Linked DNA regions of Homo sapiens: region 2 is linked to region 1. A link is an interaction called in ENCODE POLR2A ChIA-PET data of the cell type or tissue named here. Cell type or tissue: PC-9. All regions are shown on one strand.

The links. ChIA-PET counts read pairs that join two places held together with the same protein. Peaks named below come from ENCODE experiments on the same cell type or tissue, not always from the same donor. Only the 100,000 strongest peaks of a DNase experiment are listed, where the experiment ranks them.
Region 2: POLR2A ChIA-PET joins it to region 1 with 21 read pairs; 6 of 35 experiments call an interaction of 5 or more read pairs at or near these places.

The regions. Positions count from the first base shown.
Region 1 is chr22:36,892,424-36,900,423 of GRCh38, forward strand. No RefSeq gene overlaps it. Among named protein-coding and RNA genes, the nearest start is that of CSF2RB, 17 kb to the right of the region's middle. RefSeq lists an enhancer at 3,099-3,652. In PC-9, no CTCF peak of the experiment used is centred here; a DNase peak (open chromatin) is centred at 1,028.
Region 2 is chr22:36,958,376-36,966,375 of GRCh38, forward strand. It overlaps LL22NC01-81G9.3 (a long non-coding RNA gene), which reads left to right and starts at 6,873. Exons shown (of 4, transcript NR_038954.1): 1 at 6,873-7,138. In PC-9, no CTCF peak of the experiment used is centred here; no DNase peak of the experiment used is centred here; H3K27me3 peaks cover 2,089 bases.

The DNA.
Region 1 (8,000 bases):
AGGAGTGGGGTTTTCCTGAAAGACAGGGTGGGATGAGGCTGTGGTGAGCCTCCCCTTGGAGAGGAAATGGTGAGGCAGGAGTCCAAGCCTAGCATTGCTGGCTGGAGGGACCTGGAGCTCTCTTCCCAGGCTGAAAACTTTGGGACTTTCCACCTTTGAAGTTCTGGTTAATATTCTGTTTCCCTGCAAACAAGTGCAGGGAATAACCTTACAATAACCATGGGCTGGAGGTTTGTCCTTAGGGGGAAAGAGGAATGGGACAAAGGACAGGGAGGACAGGTTCAGCTGAGCATGGGAGTGGGGGTGGAGAGCAGGGAGTTCATGCTGAAAAAGAAAGGCAGACAACCACTCACTTAGAGGCTGTTAGGAAGATGCTGAAAGAAAGCAGGGGAGGCCATGAGGCCCTGGAGGTAAAAACATGGTTTCTGGCTCTGCTACCTCCTTGCTGGATAACTTGGGTAAGAGACTGTCTTCCCATCTGTAAAATGGTCTAATAATAATGGCAGCACTCCTCGTAATAGCTCTCAACAAATGTAAACAACCCAAACACCTGTCCAGAGAACAGTAGGTTTATACAGTGATTATAGCACAATGATGACACGGATGATTCTTAGAAACATGATTGAATGAAAAAGTCAAGTATCAGGAGATAAGATTCCTTATCTTCATACCTCCCTTCGTTGCATGGTTTTTGCGACAATAGGAAATATATTTTGTACATTGCCTGCCACACAGCACCCATCAATAACACAGACTTAAAAAAATAAGACCACCTAAAAAGAAGCTTTACCAAGAAACTAAGCAATTTGAAATGGCGACTATGGCATAGTAAAGGCCAGCTGGAATCTGGAGGAAACATGGAGACCTCCAGCATACTCTCCTGTTCCCGCCATGCCACTATAACAATTTCTTCAAGGAATAAAACTGTCCCTAGAAACAGTAAACCATCCAGCAACTGTGTATGAGACATGCTTATGGCTGTTAAATAGACTTTCACAAGCTGCATTCTCTTCCTGCAGTGCTATGAGAAGTCATCATCAAGTTTCCTGCAGAGCAGGATGGACTTGTTCACACATTTGACATTTCAATAATGTACACTTCGGCCCAAATAACTCAAGTTGGGATGGTTGGTGATTTGGGCCTAGGGATTGTGCCCCTCCTGCTTGAAAAGCGGAACCCTTGAGCAGCAACATTAACTCTTGCTGATTCTAACATTTTACAACTTTCAAAACTGGGTAATTAGAATCTTAGAGTGCCCATGACTGAATCATAGAACCTCTAAAGATCAGTGTGTGTGTGTGTGTGTGTGTGTGTTGTGTGTGTGTGTGTGTCTGTGTGTTGGAAGAAGGGGTTGGGTCAAAGAATACCAAAGCAACAAAAGTACTATGGGATGAATGAGTTCAAAGTCTTGCAAAAGGGACAAGATGTTTCTGAAGCCTGAAGTACAGAGACCCAGAGATGGCTCACCAGTGATGCTACATGCCTGTTTGATTAAACTTTTTTTTACATGTATTGGCCCTTTGCATTTCTTCCTTTATGAACTATTGTTAATTAGTATGTTCATATTTTTCTTACTTAGTTATAATATCTCTTGCTATTCAGGATACCAACTCTGTATTTTGCATACGTTTTTGCAAACTTTTGCCCTCAGATTGTCATTTTTTGTCTGTTTTATGAGGTGGTTGGCCTATCTTTGCATTGCATGACTATACAGTTTAGCTCTTGGAGTGAGGGCCTGTCTTCTAAATTCTGGGAGGATGTCACTCAATGGCTGTCAAAGTGCTCATAAACAGAGAAAACTAGGGAATTCCCTGATAAATGTGGCCACAAGAATTCATCTTTTTATTAGATAACCCAGTCCCTTCCCAACTCACTCTCAGCCCATTTCCTTATTTTACGCCCATATAAAAAAAACCTGCCAATGCCAGTTATTAAGCTATTATCTCTCAGCTCCAAACTCATCCCTCTGTACTTTGTTGTGATACTGGATTTGGGACTTCCCAACCACAGTGATGTCAGCTGGTTCCTGGTACCCTCTGCCAACTTGGGTGCTAGAGGGAAGCTGTGAGCTGTGAGGTTGGAGGAAGAGAGGACTTGCACCTTCCTGCCTACTTGCTGCTCCAGTGAGCCTCACTGTAGGAATACTTCTTCACCCTTCACCCTAGCAGCAGCAATTATTTCCTGTGGCAGCATTTAAATCCATTTTGCAGCTTCTCCAGCCCTGGCAGAACCAGTTTTGATGAGAAACTCCCCTTTTCCCCTGGCCCCCACACAAGACACCAGCACCAGCTGATACTGTGTGGGTGTTTGTCCCCTCCAAATCTCATGTGGAAATGTGATTCCCAGTGTTGGAGGTGGGGCCTGGTGGGAAGTGAGTGGATCGTGGGGCCAGATCCCTCATGAGTGGCCTAGCACCAACTCCTTGGTGATAAGTGAGTTCTTATTCAGTTCACACGAGAGCAGGTTGTTTAAGAGTCTGGGACCTCTCCCTTCTCTCTCTTTCTCTCACTCCTTCTCTCCCCATGTAATGGGTCTGCTTCTACTTTGCCTTCTGCCATGAGCAAAAGCTCCCTGAGGCCTTCCCAGAAGCTGAGCAGATTCTGGCACTACATTTCCTGTGCAGCCTGCAGAACCATGAGCCAATTAAACCTCTTTTCTTCATAAATTACCCAGTTTAAGGTATTTCTTTATAGAAACACAAGAATGGACTAACACAAAAAATTGGTACCAAAGAGTAGGGCATTGCTATAAAGATATCTGAAGATGTGGAAGTGGTTTTAGAAATGGGTAACGGGCAGAGGGTGAAAGAATCTGGAGGGCTCAGAGGAAGACAGGAATATGAGGGAAAGTTTGGAATTTCTTAGAGACTGGTTAAATGTTTGTGACCAAAATGCTGATAGAGATATGAATAGTGAAGTCCATGCTGACAGAATTTTCAGACGAAAATGAGGACGTTCTTGAGAACTGGAGTAAAGATCACCCCTGTTTATCCCTAGCACAAAACTGAACTGCATTGATGCATGACCTAGGGATCTGCGGAAGTTTGAATTTAAGAGTGATGACCCAGGGTATCTAGCAGAAGAAATTTCTAAGTGGCAAAGCATTCAAGACAGGACCTGGCTGCTTCTAATAGTCTATGCTCAGATACAGGAGCAAAGAAATGACCTAAAGTTGGAATTATATTTAAAAGGGAAGCAGAGTGTAAAAGTTTGAAAAGTTTGTAACCTGGCTATGTGACAGAGAAAGAAATAGCATTTTCAGGAGAGTAATATGTTTAAAAGAGTCTTGTGGAGTAACCACTTGCTAAAGAGATTAGCGTGACTAAAAGGGAATCAGTGCTACTATCCAAGACAATGAGGAAAAGGTCTTGAAGGCACTGAAGGCCTTGAAGTCGTTTTCAAGATTTTCTTTGAAGGCAAATCTTCACAGCTGCTCCCATCACAGGCCCAAAGGCCTAGGAAGAACCAATGCTTTCAGGGGCCAGGCTGGGGTACCACTGCCTTGTGTAGTCTCAGGATGCTGTTCCCTGCATCCCTGCTGCTCTGGTTCCAGTCTCAGGTTAAAGAGCTCCAGATACAGTCAGGCTGCCACTCCAGTGGGTGTAAGCAGTGAGCCTCGGCAGTTTTCATGTGGTATTAAGCCTGCAGGTGCACAGAATGCAAGAATGAAGGAGGCTTGTCATCTCCCACCTAGTTTCCAGAGGATATATGGGAAAGCCTAGGTGTTCAGGCAGAAGCCTGCTGCAGGAGGGGAGCCCTCACAGGGAAACTCTACTAGGACAGTGCCAAGGGGAAATGTGGGGTTGGAACCCCCACACAGAGTCCCCACCAGGGCACTGCCTAGTGGAGCTGTGGAAAGGGAGCCACTGCCCTCTAGAATCAAGAATGGTAGAGTCAGCCAGGCGCGGTGGCTCACACCTGTAATCCCAGCACTTTGGGAGGCTGAGGCTGGCCAATCACGAGGTCAGGAGATGGAGACCATCCTAGCCAACATGGTGAAACCACATCTCTACTAAAAATACAAAAATTGGCTAGGTGTGGTGGCATGTGCCTGTAATCCCAGCCACTTGGGAGGCTGAGGAATGAGAATCGCTTGAACCCAGGAGGTGGAGGTTGCAGTGAGCCGAGATTGCACCACTGCACTCCAGCCTGGCAACAGAGTGAGACTCCATCTCAAAAAGAAAGAAAGAAGGAAAGAAAGAAAGAAGAAAGAAAGAAAGAGAGAGAGAGGAAGGAAGGAAGGAAGGAAGGAAGGAAGGAAGGAAGGAAGGAAGGAAGGAAGGAAGGAAGGAAGAAAGAGAGAAAGAAAGAAAGAAAGAGAAAGAAAGAAAGAAGGAAAGAAAGAAAGAAAGAAGGAAAGAGAAAGAAAGAAAGAAAAAGAAAGAAAGGAAGGAAGGGAAAGAATGGTAGAATCACTGGCAGCTTGCAACCTCAATGTAGAATAGCTGCAGGAACTCAACTCCAACCCATGAGAGCAGTCACAAGGCTGTACCCTTCAAAGCCACAGGAGTGGAGATGCCCAAGGCCTTGGGATGCAGGATATGCATCCCCTCACACCAGGATGCAGGGCATGGAGTCAAAGAGATTGTTTTGGACCTTTAAGATTTAGTGACTGCCCTGCCAGATTTCAAACTTGTTTGGGGCTGATTGCTCCTTTCTTTTGGCTGATTTCTCTTTTTTGGAATGGGAATATTTACCCAATGGCTGTACCACCATTGTATCTTAGGAGTAAATAACTTGTTTTTAATCTCACAGGCTTATAGGCAGAAGGACCTCATCTCCAGATGAGACTTTGGACTTGGGATTTGGAGCTTGGGACTTTTGAGTTAAGGATGGAATGAGTTAAGACTTTGGGGGACTATTGCAAAAGTATGATTGTATTTTAAAATGCAAGACGGACACGAGAATTGGGGTGCCAGGAGAGGAATGATAGAGCTTGAATGTTTATCTCCTTCAACTCTCATGTTGAAATGTGATTCCCAGTGTTGAAGGTGGGGCCTAATGGAAAGCATTTGATCACGGGGGGGTGGGGGAACCCTCATGGTTTAGCACCATCCCCATGGTGATGAGTGAGTTCTCACTCAGTTAGTTCAACAACCACATGAGATCTGGTTGTTTAAAAGAGTCTAGGACCTCGTGTAGAAAAGCTGCAGGAACTCAACTCCAACCCAAGAGAGCAGCCACAGGGCTGCACCCTTCAAACCTACAAGAGTGGAGCTGCCCAAGGCCTTGGGATGCAGGGCATGCATCCCCTAACACCAGGATGCAGGGCAAGGAGTCAAAGAGATTGTTTTGGAGCTTTAAGATTTAGTGACTGCCCTATCGGGTTTCAAACTTGTTTGGGGCTGATTGCTCCCTCTCTTGCCATGTGACATGCCTGCTCCCGCTTTGCCTTCCTCCATGAGTAAAAGCTCCCTGAGGCTCCTCAGAAGCTAAGTGGACGTGGCACCATGCCTCCTATGCAGCCTGCAGAACCATGAGCAAATTAAACCTCTTTTCTTTATAAATTACCTAGTTTCAGGTATTTCTTTATAGCAGCACAAGAACAGACTGACACACACACCAGTAGAACAGTGACCCCTTCTCAGAGATCGCAGGTTCATCTTCCTCCTCTTGGTTTCTCAGTTTTTATAATTTTAACCTCTTCCCTTTTGCAAGGGGTGAAAGCTGCTTCCTGCAGTTGTTACCACCATGATACCTTACAGTTCTCTCTTTCTTTCTGGCTCACTCTCTTAATCTTTTAGTTACCTAGTTAACAACTCTATACTTAATTAACAAATCATGTTAAGTTCTCTCTGGTCAGATAATTGGTGTGATTTCTGTCTATGGACTGGACCCTGACTGATACAATAAATATAAATTGATCATATTTATTACAGTCATTTTCTGGGACTTAGAAGTTCTGTATTTCAGACCTCGTTTTACCACTATTATATAAAGTAATCAAGGAAACAGTCCCCTGGACTGCCCTCTCTCTAACTCTATTCCCATCCTCTTGGGTTACAAAGTTCTACCTGCTAGAATGCTCTTATTTCCAGGAAATAATAACAGCATTTTTTTCATTTATATATGCTATTTATAATAGCATTTTCAGAGTTTATGTGTCACATAGATCCTTATTTGGATTTTCTTATTTAATCCTCATAACAATACCATGAAGTAAATACTATTGTTAGTATTATCCCCATTTCATGGCCAAAGACATTAATACCCAAAGAGATGAAAAGACTTGCCCAGGAACACACAGCCATAGGTGGCAGGGCCAGAAATCAGCTCCAAGTAGGCTAACCCCAGGGCCGGTGTTCTTCACCTATTGGTTGCTGCTGGTGTGGAAAGAAACTAGCTCTGAATTCCAGCTCTGCCACTAATGAGGTGAATGACCAAGAGGTCGAGGTATTGGCTGGATGGCTCTTGGGAGATGGCAACCTGAGGAAGTGGAGGGAGGGAGACCAAGAGCTGGGTGCTGACGTCATCAGGATAGGTGGGCGCTGACCAGATCATTGGTAGATGCCAGCAACACAGAATGAGCTGCAAATGAGCTGGGGTTTCTAGAAGGCAGGAATGAAGGAGAAAATCAGCCTCCAATGGAGAGAACTGCAAGGAAGCAGTGTGCTCAGGGAGGACAGGTTTGAGTTGGCACAAGAGGGTGGCATGAGTGTCCTAGGGCTGCCAGAACAAAGTACCACATGGATGGCTTCGTCCTGGAGGCTGGAAGTCTGAGACCAAGGTGGCTCCAGAATGGTTCCTTCCAAGGGCTATGAGGGAAGGACCTGTTCCAGGTCCCTCTTCTTGCTTGCACAAAGCGTGTTCATGTTGACATGGTGCTCTCTCTGAATGTGCGTCTGTCTCAAAATTTCTCCTTTCTACAAGGACACCAGCCATATTGGATTTGGGATCATTCTAATGACCCCATTTCAGTTTGATTATCTCTGTAAAGACCCTGTCTTCAAATCAGGTCATATTCTGAGGTATTGGGGTTAGGACTTCAACATATGGATTTTTAGGTAACACAATTCAACCCCTAACAGGAATGAAGAGAACAGTCAGAGAAAAAGAGCAGGGGATTTTGCTAGACCATGAGTTCCCACAGGTACAGGGAAGAGCTTGGAAAGGCTGAGAGATCAGACAGTAGATGCTATTAAGAGGACTTACATATGGAGGACTTGGGGATGAAGTTGGGTCTTAAGGGATGTCCTGGGAGCCTGGGTTTCTGGCAGTGACTAGGGAGAGCTAGAAAGTTGATGTGCTGTGCCTGACCACGATGGTCACCTTGGGGAAGGTGGTGACCAGTTCCAGCTGGCCTGGGGCCACCAGACAGCTGGCCTTTCTTCCACTCTTGGTAATTTGGTGCCAAGTGGGCAGTAAAGGCCTCCTCAGGGCCCACTCCCTTAGGCAGCATTGAGAGTGGGGGTTCATCCTCATGGAAATAAAGGGACAGGAGCTCTCCTCCAGGGCCATGAAAGCACAGTTCTGCACACAGTAAGGGCATGGGACACAGTTCTGGAACCTTTCTGACTCCCCTCAATCAATCAGATTTTCTACCTCTGTCAAGTTTCCTCTTGTAGTTAGCAAGAAAACAAAGATCCTAAGAACGTGGAAGGCCCTCCTGGCTGGTGTGAGGCGCCCTGATGCAGGGGAGCAGGAACCCTTGAGGCTGCAGGGGCAGGGCCCTTGAGAAGAGGCAGGCAATGTGGGGAATTTTTGGCACCCATAGGAGGGCCAGCTGCACTGTAGGCTGCCCCATGGGCTGGGCTGGATGGAAGGAGCGGTTGAGGGTCAAGTCCCTGGGGCAGCTCCCAGATGAGAGGGACCTTGATGGCCCTGGATCCAGGGTTGACAATCCCACACCGTCTGAATCCAGTCAGCTCTCCTCATCTGCCACCCCACCAAACCTCAACTCCTCCCTGCCCTGCCAAATAAGTCTATCTGGTGTGAGTGGCCCTATGTGTCCAGTTAGCTCCCCACCCCCATGCCAGTCACCCCGGGACACATACTTACCAC
Region 2 (8,000 bases), 66 kb after region 1:
TAAAAGTACAACATATGAAAAGAAAATGTCATTGAATTGGCTTAATATTAGTGAATTTGAAAATATAGTAATTGAAATTATCTAAATTAAACACAGAATAAATCTGAAAAATATTACTATAAACTCCCATTCATCATTCAAGCCTCAGCTAACGCAGGGCCTCCTCCATGCAGCCTTCCCTGACTCCTCATGGGGATACAGATGGGAGTGGCTCCAATAACCACAGCTGGTGTGAGCCCAGAGCCAGACAGACCCGGGTTGGACTCCCACCTCTAGTATTGCTAAGAGTGAGACCTTGTGCAAATTATCTGCATGTTACTTCTCCAAGCCCCAAAACTGTCATCTGTTACTTGGAGATGGTCATCTACAAACCTCAAAATGATTTTGAAGGAACCAAGTGAAATAATGCCTGTCACATGGAAACCGATGATCGGAGTTAGCTAAATCACTTGTATTTTCCTTGGTTCCTATTTTGCCCTGTCCCTTCTTCCCATACAGTCCTGGAGTGCTCAGTGTTCATGCCCACCCCCAACCCCCCACAAACACACCTGATTCATATCTCTCTCCCTGGTTATTTGCACATGTCCTGGCACAGAGTTAGCACTTGAAATTGTGTGTTGGAAAATTTGGGTATTGGAAGGTATTGGAATGAATGCATGGATGGATGGATGGATGAGTGGGTGGGTGGATGGATGGATGGAGGGATGGATGGATGGATGAGTGGGTGGATGGATGGGTGGATGGATGGATGGATGGATGGATGGATGGATGGATGGATGAGTGGATGGATGGATGGATAGATGAGCAACTTCTTGAGGATAGAAGCTCCAGAGCCTATGCTTTTCTACTTTGCATCTCTGGTTCTATCCAGCCAGGTATGAGGCTGTGCACACAGACTGAGGAAACTCACTTGGTGACATAAAGACTGGGTGCCCTGTGTAAGCCACAGAGATGGGCACATTGAGTCCTGATGTTTAGAATTCAGAGATTGGTGTCTACCTTTTCTTCCTGTCTTTTTCCTGTGTTGGGGAGAAGGTCAGGGAGGAGGAGAGGGAATGGTGGGAACCACTGACATTCTGCCTTGATGATTCTTGAATTACTGCCTGCCAGGAAGGGGACCTGGCTGGGAACAGTGTAGGATGCCCTTCCCTGGTGGGGAAAGTCTTTCCTGGAGTGGAGGATTGGAGGGTGTTCAGGGAATGCCTGGGGCGCCCTGGGGACCCTGAGCTCTCTTTGGCACCCCTGCATGTGTGTGAAATCACGGTGCTGGCATGGAGAGGGTACTCAGGGGACATAAAGGGTCTGAGCTAATGTCCTGTCCCCAGCATTCTTTCTGTCTTGGATGGTCCCACTTGGCTTCCTTGAACCCCTTCACCACACTGGGAATGCAGAGAGGCACCAGACCCACGGCTGGCCAGGAGGAGCTCAGTCTGAGATGTGCACAGAGTGGAAGTAGGAGGATGCTTCTCAGAGGATTGCTGGTGCTGGACTCATCCTTCGTGCCCTCCTCCCACAGCCATGCCCTGAAACATTAGGACCTGGGAAAACTGACCCGGCACAGGGTCTGCGGGGGATTTCTGCTGCCTGGAGCTCAGGAAGCTGCATCTTATTGCCGCAAGGAAATGTCTACCCTCACCACCCACCAAGAGAGTGCAGAGAGACTCACACTGCTGGTCCCTTCCCTCGGTGAGGAAGATGCCTCTCAGCCTCCCAGCTCCCTGAGTGGCAAGAGCTCAGTACCCCCGGCCAGGCTGCAATGTGTGTGCAATGCAGAAATGTATGTGGTATGTGGAAAGTAGAACACAGGAAAATATCAAAGCCAAAGCTTCTTACAGACAGTGGTAACTGCAAATTCTAAAGTATCTTTTTATAAAAACATTAAACAATAAAATACTTTAAAACTAAACAATGATCAATGAGCCTTGTGGAGGTCCTGGGTCCAGCTATGAAAATTGACCAGAAGGGTAAATTTCCTGTAACTCAGTTATGGAAGGTGGTGTCAGGATAAGCAATATCCTGTAATGATTGATTGTGTAGCTGGAACCACCCTGTCTGAGTTTAAATCTCAGCTCTGCCCCCTTGCAAGCTGTGTGGCCTTGGGCAAGTTACTTAACCTCTCTGACCCCCAGTTTTCTGATCTGTGCAACGGAGATTATAGTAGCCCCTCACTCTCAGGATTATTATATGGATTTTTAGTAGATATGTATGATGCACTTGGACAGATCACAGCATGTAAGTGTTCTGTCTACATGAGTTAGTTTATCATTGAAGGTGCTCGTGGGCATCCCAGGTGTTATTGGGGGCCCCATTTGTCAATCCCTGGACAGCAGTGTCCCTTTGGCCTGGGCCCCAGTCATGCATCCTCATTTCATTCGTGTGCCAAGGCTACCTGCTCCCAGAATTGTTCCAAGCCTGTCCTGAGAGGAGAGGCTTCCTGGACTGTATGTCCTTAAAAAACTCTATGGGGCAATGGAGTGGAATCTATTCTCTCTTTGGAAGGGGTGAATCTCTAACCCACCCTCATTCTCATTCCACTTGCCTTGCTGGTTTTCTAAGCTGATGCCAGTTTCTTTCTGATAAACTCCAAGTCCTGGTTTCCAGACAGATTCCTGGAGAACCTCCCAGAGGCTGAGATGGTGATAGAATAGAAAACCTCTTTTGTGGAATATGCAACATCAGGAAGGGAACTGAACATAAAGGGGAATTAAAGGAGTGTGTGCTTGAACATTTGGGCTTCAGATAGAGACACAGCCATTTTCTGTAGGAAAGTTACCTTGGAGATCTTCTCATACTTGGGCAGGCGCGTGTGGAGGGTGAGTTCAGGCTGAAAAATAGAATGATGAGATTTAGGTGGATTCACAGATAATGAGCTCACAATAGAAATGTTGAGCCCCAAAAAGGATGATTGGAAACAGGACCTTAGAAGCATCAGGAAGGACCTATGTTCTTCCCAAGAGAGATGAGCTCCAACCTCGACTTAGCCTCTGTGTAGCTGTGTAAACTTAGATGTACTCCCCCACTGTCTCTGAACCTGGCTCTGAGCTCTCGTCATCTGTAAAATTTGGGTCTTGGAAGGTATTTATCAGTCTATATTCTAGTCCCCAACCCCCATGTGCCTGGGGGAGCCCTTCAACCTCCATCCCTGGTCCTCCTGTGACCCAGCATCCCTCTGAGCCTGGGGGGTGCTCCAGCCCTCTCTGTTCTGCTGACATCTTCATAAGCAGAGCCTGGGACTCTTAAGAAGGTCTAAGCACCATTATCATCATAGAACACACTTGTGGGATACGAGAATAAACCTGAAATACCATCAGTCCAGAGACAGACACTTACTACAGTTTCATCATTACCAATGTTGGTATCCAAACTTTAAATGTTGACATTTTTCTGGGGAAGAATACCAATTTCTCAACACTGTTTGCTACACATGGCTCCTGGATTTCCTCTCCCACATTCCCGCCATGCTTAATAAACACTCCTGTTCAACAAGCCCATTGGATAATATCCCTAATCTTTCAGGGCTTAGTGGTACATTATTCAGATAGTTTCTGGTAATTTGCTCCTAGAAGGAACTCTGCACTTAGGATTAATGGTTCAAGAGGATTCCCAAAGCCTTCATCTTCGATTTCCAAAAATGCTTGGCCATCTATAGGAGTCATTTCTATAAACATTTTGTTTAAATTACCCTCCAGAGACTCAAAACTGTGAGGAAATGCCTTCCTAAAGCATTCTTGTAAAGTCTGTTGTTTTGCATTTGAATAATCAGAGTAAAACATGTGTGGAGTGCTTTGTTTATTTTTAGCAATGTCTTTCCTCATTCTCTCCATTGTCTTTATTATGTCTGACTCAAAGATGATTTATCTTGGATATGTACTGATTTTAGAGTTGTTTTATCTTTGGACATGACAAAGTCGACATTTTGCTTCTAATGTATTCCTCACAAGATGTAGAGAATTCTCAAATAGTGCTTTTGCTTCAAGGACCCCTGGCTTAAATGAAATTAAGCCACTAAAAAAATGAAAGAGTTTTAAAAGGGATTTTGTTTCTTGTGAGAACTGCTACTTCTCTAAAATTTCTACAAATATTACATTTATAATACAATTAAATCTCCATTGTTCTGCTTTTTATTGTTATTTAAACTTTATAAGCTCAAACAGTCTATAATATTCTTCCTAAAATGATCGAGCAAATGCACTCTCTTAATATTTGTATTAATAATCAATCTTTTTTCTACTCAGCTAAAGTTCTTAATTATTGTGTTTCTTCATAAAATTAATAGCTTTCATAATCATTACTTATTGCAGCATTTTACTCTTGAAATAATCAATATGCGTTTACAACTGACTACTTCAATTTCAGCACAAAAAGTATGTGGGAAAAATTGCATAAGCAAATACATTGTGAAGAAGAAAAAGAGAGAAGTGGAGGGGAAATTATAGATTAAAAACAGGGAACACCAAGCGACAGTGTTCAGAGATACACACAGGGTGATAAAATAACGTGAGAAAATAAGAGACCCTGACGTGGAAATTAGCACACTGGATTCCTGGGTTGGGGGACTGGGAGGTTTGTCTGGGAGCAGTGCAGGGCTCTGGATGGGTGGCAAGGTTCTGTCTCCCGTGCGGGGTGTAGGGCGGGGAGCCATCCAAGGATATTCACCTTACAATGATTTATTTTTAAATTTAATTTAAATACTTTCTTTTGGTAGAGACGGGGGGTCTCACTATGTTGCCCAGGCTGATCTCGAATTCCTGACCTCAAGCAATCCTCCCACCTCAGCCTTCCAAAGTGCTGGGATTATAGGCATGAACCACCTTGCCTGGCCTTACAATGATTTGTTAAGCTAACCATGATTCATGTGGCTTGGGGTATTTTTACTTAAAAATAAAACAAGTTTTTAGAAAGGAAAAAAATTTGAATATGGAAATTTTAAAAACAAAACCAAACCTGGGACATAATGTAGCATCAAAGACTCTTCTTTCATAAATTTCTTTTTCCATCTGCCTGTGTTCCTTCATGTTTTCCCTTTTTCCCTCTTGCCCTGGTGTATTGACCCTCTCCTTAGGTGCAGGCAAGAAACTTGCTCTCTCTCTCCTCTTGCCTCCTCGTCCCTCCCCTTCCTCTTCCCTCCCCTTCCTATTCCCTCCCCTTCCTCTTCCCTTTCCTCTCCTCTGGCATTCAGTGCACCCCTCTGCTGTAGCTCCCACCGCAATTAACTGAAATTCTCTTTTTGTGTGTCTGTCTCTCCTATTGTCCCATAAGCAGCTTGAGAGCAGAGGTGAGGTAGGTTTTGTGCAGTTTTGAATCCTCAAAGCTTACCATACTCCCAGACATATACTAGACATCCAGAAAATAAGGTTTAAACTCAACAACTTTTCCTTTTCCCATAACGTCTCAAGTTCCACTTAATGATTTTCAATGATTATTCAAAGAGGACTATATATCTTTTAAGAATTAATTTGTCAGAAAAGGGATTTCTGGCTGAAAGAATTACAGATTGAGTTTCTGTTTGTAAGTCCAAGAGCCTGCGGGGTTATATGCCTGCTGCGCATGTCATTTAGGGAGTGGAATTTCAATTGACTTCCGTTTTTCCTTTTTGTAAAACACTGTTTGTAATTTTACCACAAATGCACATTTATGTAATAAAAGCATAATTATAATGTTCATTTAAAATGATTTTTTCCATCTAATTCACATTCACTTAGCAGTTTAAAAAGCATAAGATATGTTTACTGCAAATTGCATCTGAAATGCTTCCCTATGTTTGAGAATGAAGTTTCAGCTAGAACAGTGACTCCTGAGATGTACTCTGCTCAGGTGTTTCCAAACTTGGTGACCACAGTCCCTCTCATCCTGCATGCTCCTCCACCTTCTGACTTTGCAGCTCCTCCTATAAGGATGTGGAATCTCTTTCCCCTCCCCTTGGGTCTGGGCCTCCTTGTGACTTCCTTTGGCCAGTAGAAGGCAGTGGGGGTGAAGCTATATGATTTCTGAGACTAGGCCTTAAGAGGCCTTGCAGCTTCTTTTGCTCTCTTAGAAGTCAGCCATGGTGTAAAGCAGTCCAGGCTCTCCTACTGTAGAGGCCATGTGGAGACAGAAACCCTGGAGGATGGGAAGCCATGTGGAGGGGAATAAGCCAGTGAAGCCCTCTCTCACTCCACCCTCGTCAAGCTCCCAGCTAAATGCAGCCACATGAATGACCTCACCTGCTTTGTGGAGCAGAAGAACCACCCAGGTGAGCCTAGCCAACCCACAGAATGGTGACAAATAATAAATGGTTGTTGTTTTCAGCCATTAAGCTTGGGAGGTGGTTTGTTAGGCAGCAGTCAATCATTTGTTCTTATGACAGACATTTGTTTGCTGGTTAGATTGGATGTAACCTGGGATCACATGATCACACATTCACAATGTCAGAAATGTCCCCAACAACAGACACTTGGCAATTTGGAATTAATAAACCCAGCTTCAGAGAATCCCTGTTTCCCAGTCACTGTTTCTCAACTTTCCTACACTGCCACCAAGTATGAGCCAGCGTCTATCCCTCTCACATTCCTCACCCCATTAATAGACTCCCTGTTTTTCTTGTATCTCGTTAATTTCTGGTATGTTTCCTAGGACCTGAAAACATAACCAACTGTCTTTCATCTTAAAAAAAAAAACTCCCCCTTCCCTCACCCCAATCAAGTATCCACCTTAGGCTTCCATACCATCTCTTTCTCCTCTTTCTAATCAAGCTTTTCCAAAAAGCTGTCTTCATATTCCCATTTCCTATTCACTCCTCTCTCTATTTATTATGACCTGGCTTTAGAATGGTCTTCCGCCAGCATCACAGAGGAGCTCCACATCACATAACCAGATGGATTCACCCCTGCCTTGACCTCTCAGACACAACACCAGCACCATGGCCACTCCTAGAGCCTTAAAAGTCTCTCCATTTTTATGCCTCCCACCACACTCTGCTTTCTCCTTCCCGCTCTGACTTTCCCTTCTCTGTTCCCCTCCTGGCCTCCCGAGCACCTCAGCCAGGCCCTTAGGCACCAGTGTCCTCAGGGGTCTCCAGGGCTCCTCTTCTCATCCCGGTCTACGTGCTCTGCTTTCAAGTTTGCAGGCTCTCTCAGGTTTTACCTAAAGGTTTTCCTAAGTAAGTGTTCTTCCCCCAAACCTAAGAGCTATGAATTCAATGACCTATAGAACCTCTTTCCTTGTATGTTCCAGAGACGAGATACCTCAAGCTCCACGTGCCAGAATGTGACTCTTTGGCCACCCCCCAGCCCCCTATCCCCTACTCCCAGTGACTTTGTCTCTTGTAAGAGGCCTTGCCCTAGGCCACTGGTTCTGCTAAGGCCAGAGAAATGCCCACACACATGGTTGCTTATGGGAAGGGGTCATCTGAGCCAAAAATGGGGAATAGAGGCAGCTGCATGCCTTGAGCCACACTTGCAGAATCTGCCTGTCCAGGCCTCTCTTGTTCTCAGTGGTGACCTGTCTGCCTCCTGTTCCTGGGTCTTCCTCTTTCTGTGACTGAGACACCCTCCCCCACTGCCCGGCTGGAGGCTCAGCTCCATCCTCAGCTCCAGGACCAGCCCTGACCCGGGGAAGGAGGGGTTCACAGGGTCACAGTTGTGCCTATACTTCCTTGAACCTCTGTCCTCATCCCTGGGCCCACCCTTGCTTCTGAGAGCTGGGCCACCCTGTGTGGCCTCTGACAACTGAGTTCCTGCCTTCTTCCCCATGCTGGAGTTTGTTCTACAAAGCTCAGATTGGAGACCTTGTTGTTCTTGATTACAACTTACTTCTCTGTTTCCCTACCTCTACAGATGTGGTTTCTAGACAGTTTTCAATTATATTGATGAGTAAAAAATTTTTAAAAACAGAAAGAAAAATACAACTTTATTTTTAAATAAAAAAGAAAATATCATTTACTATCAACATCATTTTCTACTTTAAAAAAAAGACATTTTATTTTATTTTATTTTATTTTATTTTACTTTATTTTATTTTTT